Linked DNA regions of Homo sapiens: region 1 is linked to region 2. The links are chromatin contacts, found by Hi-C or POLR2A ChIA-PET in ENCODE. All regions are on one chromosome and are shown on one strand. The core of a region is the stretch at or near the end of the contact, and the rest is flanking DNA. Distances in the headings are between cores, read along the strand shown.

What was found. Hi-C counts contacts between places; a loop is a spot of excess contacts on that map. ChIA-PET counts read pairs that join two places held with the same protein, here RNA polymerase II (POLR2A). Pooled maps may share reads with other maps.
Region 1: a map of gastrocnemius medialis shows a loop between it and region 2 (6-fold over the local background). The contact joins two enhancer-like sites. A Hi-C loop is called at or near these places in 5 of 168 maps with a recorded cell type or tissue (Caco-2, IMR-90, dorsolateral prefrontal cortex and 2 more) and 7 of 50 pooled maps. POLR2A ChIA-PET finds 5 or more read pairs at or near these places in 6 of 52 experiments (B cell, Caco-2, HepG2 and 3 more).

The regions. Positions count from the first base shown.
Region 1 is chr22:27,650,255-27,652,954 of GRCh38, forward strand. No RefSeq gene overlaps it. Among named protein-coding and RNA genes, the nearest start is that of CPMER, 63 kb to the right of the region's middle. Within about 2 kb of position 1,428, at least 5 of the 41 ENCODE cell types and tissues checked have a DNase peak (open chromatin) inside an H3K27ac peak, as active enhancers do; they include gastrocnemius medialis and psoas muscle, where a contact is called at or near this core.
Region 2 is chr22:27,685,332-27,688,031 of GRCh38, forward strand. All of the region lies in intron 4 of CPMER (cytoplasmic mesoderm regulator), which reads right to left. Among named protein-coding and RNA genes, the nearest start is that of CPMER, 28 kb to the right of the region's middle. Within about 2 kb of position 1,405, at least 17 of the 41 ENCODE cell types and tissues checked have a DNase peak (open chromatin) inside an H3K27ac peak, as active enhancers do; they include gastrocnemius medialis and psoas muscle, where a contact is called at or near this core.

The DNA.
Region 1 (2,700 bases), core at 178-2,677, 35 kb before region 2:
GAGGTTCATGCAGAGGTGGCCACAGGCATCCAAGTGAGAGATGCTGGGAAGGGTGGATTTGGGGTACATTTTGAAGGGAGAATTTGCAGGTCTTGGAAATAGGTGGGTTGTGGAGATGAACCATTGTGGGAAAGCAAGCATGACTCCCAGGTTTCTGAATTTAGGTTTTGAGATCATGGGAGGAACATATATATTGAGTTATGGAAGACTGGTTGAGGTTTTAGGCAATGAGATCAATAATTTTTTGGTTGTTTATTCATATAAAAATATTTATGAAACACCTACTATGTGCCATGTCCTACTGTCCTGCAGTGCTGGGCTCACAAGGAATGTACCAACTTCCCTACCTCCCAGCCACCCAGCTCAGCATGTACCCGACCAAGTCACCCACCAGCTCACCAAATCCTCCAGGAGTGACAGGACCAAGTGTTTGGGGGTGTCAGGTTCTCGCCCCTCCCGAGACAAGCTGGCCCAATGGCTGGAACATCCGGCCTCCCACGGGGGACCAGGCAGCCTCCTCTAGCGGCCATGTGCCCTATGAATGCTAATCCCCCACCCCCCGCCTCCTGGACACGCACACATAGGACATGCACAATGGCGGCTGGTGTCACCCACCAGGGTCCATGCCCTCACAGCAGAGAGAATAGCTACCAGCTGGTCCTCACCGGCTGTGTGACCTTGGGTGGGCCACATTCCAAAAATGATCACCCCAGGAAGGTGTCATCCATTCAACCACCAACTGCTTGGCACCTTCTATGTGCCTGCCAGGCTCTGAGGAAACAAAAGTTAAGCCCCCTTCTGAGCCCCCTGACCATACCTCATACTCCCCTTCCCAGCCACAAATTAATCAATAAAGATTTCTAGAGCCAGGGCTTCTGGGAAACTCAAGAGAAGACGTAAGTGAATCACAGTTCATAAACACACTCCCATCTATTGAATCCACATGGTGCCCTCAGAGACAACCAGGGGGGAGGAACTGAAGCCTCCATGGATAAGTGGGGAAATTGAGGTCCACGGAGCTGAAGGGTCTTGCCCCAGGTCATGTAGAGACCCCGAGGTGAGTCAGGTCTCAAACCTGCATCTTATGACTTCCAGTTAAGTATCCTGGCACCAGCTTCATGTGATCAAAAAAAGGAGGGAAGTGGCCAGGTGGCATAGAGGCTCTCGAAAAGAGAGAAATGATTAAGAAATGGGATGTGTCTCAGGGAGAGACTGAGGGGAACTTTTAGGGTCTCTTGGCCCCTCTGTTTCCTCTCCTGATCATTTAGATTCTCTTCCTTTCCAAAAAGGCTGGAGCGGGCCCCAATTGCCACACAGGAGCCAGAGTTGGAAAGACAAATCTGCCAGGGTTACATAAGGCTTCGCGAGTGGCTAAATTTAAAACTGAAATGTGAACCTCAGGACAGAATAAAAACACTCAGGGGGAAGGACTGGGGCCAACACCTCCCTTGGCCTTCATAGTACACCAGAGGGAGGTGGTTCCCCAGTGGACCCAGGGAGAGGCTCCTGAAGCCAGCCTTGCAGATACATAGTTACAGGCTGAGCAAAGGGCCTTACCAGCCCACCCTGGGCACGTGAGCATTCCCTAGTTCCTGCCTAGGGGGCAACGTCCCTGATTCCAAGCTGGAAGGGGCAAGAGAAGTCCCTCTTTCTAGTGGGTCTTCAGGCAGATAATACTACTTCCTGCAAAAAGAGCAAGTTATATTTTCCTACAAACTCTTCTACACGAAGAGTAGAATTGTTAATCAATTGAATGAACACTGATATGAAATATTTAAGCAAGCACAAATCCACTCCTTGCAAGAGTCTCTTGTCTACCAGGTCTGACCTACTCATCACACATGTACAGCTCACATGCGGTTCACACAGGTATAAAAACACAAGCGTAATATATGAACCTGCTTGCATAAGATTCTGGGCCCAATTTGCCACATCCACTCATAGATACACATACTTACATGTACACACACCCACACCCACAAACCATTCTCACCAGGGCTATCTCTTACAAGAGTTTACCATGGGCCAAATGCTCTTCTCAACAGTTTGTCTGTGTTATTCATTCAATTCTTACAACAAGGCTAAGTGCTGTTTTCATCCCCATTTTACAGATGACACTCAGAGAGGTTACATGGTTTGCCTGAAGTCACACATCTGGTAACTAGCAGAGCTGGGATTTGAACCCACGGCAGGCTGGCAGCAGCATTCATGTTCTTCACCACCATGAAGACACAAGGGCCCTTGCACGTACATGAACAAAAACAAACAGGCACTGAAGCATGTTTTCCTGCTTGCGGGACAGAAACACACACACAGCAACCAACATGTGAGAATAGAAGGGAAAAGGACCCCAGACTGTGTGGACCACAGGGCCTTTGCACCACATTCACTCATCCAGGAACCTGGTGGATGTGAGAAATTTAGGAGCATAGTGAGAAAGGGGAGTATACAGACCCAGGGACCCAGGGGTGAGGTCAGGACCAGGTATTGAACGGTCGCAGGGTCAGGAACAAGGTGCAGGATCAAACATTTATGTCCTTGCCCCACCTCTAAAGCACCTCGACTTCTTACCCACCAAACCCACACATCCCTGTTGAGATACGGCAGGGCCTAGCGCCCTGGCCCTTGGCCCTGCCACAGAGCTGCCCCCTCCCACTAATGCACGGCTTTAGGGATCTGGGGGCTGCTCTATAGGCATGG
Region 2 (2,700 bases), core at 155-2,654:
CCAACTCGTGGGTTGTTATAAGAATAAGAAGCATTAACTCTTAGGAAGCACGCTGAACCAGATTGAGCATCTCCTGTTTGTTTGGGGTCTGTCTAGGATGATACCTTCATTCATTCCTTCAACAAGCTTGCGTGATGGAGACGCCAGGCCTTGGGAAAGAAGGCAGCCAGGCCAAGTCATGACAAACATCCCTCTTTCCCTACCCCAGGTCACACCTGTCTCTCACCTTCCGGCAACCCCACCTTCAAGTCCTTCCTGCTCCACCAGGCAGGTCCCTGGAGCTCGGCCTGACAAAGGCTGTTGGCTTATCAGGACACCCAGGCCACAATCCAGAACTGGCTCTGACCCAGGAGCCACCAGTGTCTGATGTCCCCATGTCAAAAAGAGAGGCCACACTGTCCCAGACCTGGACTGGCTGTCCTCAGTGCCCTGTTGCACAGAGCCCAGACTCCCTCTCCAAGAGGCGGGATCCTACTCCTTGACCCCCTACATCTGGCGGAGATCCCGCTCTGGGGCATACAGGCAACCTGAGGCTCTGTCCCCATAGATGTTCACCTGTTCATCCAACCTGGTGGCTTCTTGCCCCGGGAAGCCCTCACCTTCAGTTAGTCACTCACTTAACGACTATTTTTAGGACAACTACTTTGTGCTAAGCTGAGTCCCCGAGGCTGGAGACATAAGGAACAAGAGAGACACAGTCTGCCCTCATGTAGTTCACATCTAGTTGAAGAAACAAGCAATAAACAGGTAGAGATCATTTCACCTGGAGATCAGTTCAAAGAAGAAAATAACTCAACAGACTGGAAGCAGGTGTGGTCAGGGAAGACTTCCTGGAGGAGGTGACAATTACACAGAAACCTGATAGATAAGAAGGAGCTGGACACAGGAGGATATGGGTGAAGGGCATTTCAGGCAAAGGCAAAGGCAAAGCCATGTGCAAAGGCCAGGAGGTGGGAAAAAATTAGAGAAAGAGGAAAAAGGAGCAGAGTAAGCTAGGAAGCCAGTGGTCAGAGGTGAGAATGGCCAGTGCCCACCAAGCCTCAGCACACCTCTGTCCTGCTGGCTCAGTTGAAACCTTCCCTTGATCTAGAAATATACAGCTACCACTGATCACTGACAGAGCCTGGTGGCTACCGGAGCTGCAGAGGTCTATGCTCAAATCCAGCCTCAACCTCCTCCCAGCTGAGTAACCTCAGGCCAGGGCATGACCCTCCTGGGCCTCAGTTTTCTCCTTGGAGAATGGGGGCCTAGTGGGGTTGCTGCAAGTGTCAGGGAATGCATGTAATGGACTTAACTCAGTGCCTGGCACGCAGTGAACGATAGGCCGACGTTGGCCAAGCCAGAAAATCCGTCTGCCCTGACGTCAGGCAGGGCCTAATTATAGACGCCCAGAGGTCACTTTCAGCCTCTTGTGACTCAGAGGCAGTGCCAGGCAGCAGACAGTGGGAGGGACAAAGAATCAGGCCGGCTCGACCAATGCAGAGCCACAGGGGAGTGCCTCCGTTTCCCTGTCTATTAACCAGAGATATCAGTGGGACCTGCCTCCCAGGGCTATGAGAAGACTCCAAGTTGGGCCTAGTACTTCATAGGAGCTCTGTCAACCTCCACAGTCCACAACTGCACGCACAAATGGAAAAATCGTTGTAATTTAGATAAATTTTCCCTTGAGGCTTTCTTTCTTTTATTCAACAAATATATGCTGAGCCCTTTGGTGCATCTGGCTCTGTGTTAAATACAGTGTGTACAAAAAATGCCCGCGACAGCCACTGAGGGTTTACAGAGCCAATGAAGAGAGTCAGCAAGGTTACAGGGGCATATTTAATGTGCTCAAAGAACAAACTAGAGGTTCCAGAAAGAACCATTCTTCTTTGTTCTTCCACTGGTTTGCTTATTCAGCCTCACAGCAGCCAGGCCTTGTCCCACAGGCCTTGGTGTCTGAAAATTTGCTGGGGCAAGTGGAGAATCCTTTACCCCGTCCCTGCATGTGGGACCCTCTGGTGTGACCCTGGCCTCCAAGAGGACCGTGTTCACCTTGAGATCTGAGTTCAAGGCCTGGGTCTGCTCCTGCCTTGCTGTGAGAACTTAGGCAAGGCATGGAGCCATGCTGTGCCTCAGTTTCCTCACCTGTGCATGACATGAGTGATGGTAATAATGAAAATGCCCTGTTGGGGCTATTTAGGGGTTAGATGTGATCACAGGGACGGAGTGCTCTGTGTCCAGTGCTCCAACGGGAATCATTGCTCTGTGTCCGGCACTCCAACGGGAATCATTGCTCTGTGTCCAGTGCTCCAACGGGAATCATTGTCGTTACCCTCTGTCTAGGGCAGGGCCGTCCCATTTTTTGGCTCCCTGGGCCACATTAAAAGAAAAAAATTGTCTCGAGCCACACATAAAATACACTAACACTAATGATGGCTGATGAGCTAAAAAAAAAAATTTGCAAAAAAAAACTCATAATATTTTAAGAAAGTTTACAAATTTGTGTTGGGCCTCATTCAAAGCCATCCTGGGCTGCACGCGACCTGCAGGCACCAGGTTGGACTAACTTGGTCTAGGGAATGATGCAGCCTCCAGCACCAACATCGCCCCTGGCTCAAGGAAAGGAGACATACCCTGTACACACCCCCAGCTCCAACCCACTCTTGGGTCACTACCCAACTCTTGAGTCATTTCCAGGTCACCCCTTGGAAATGAGGGTGC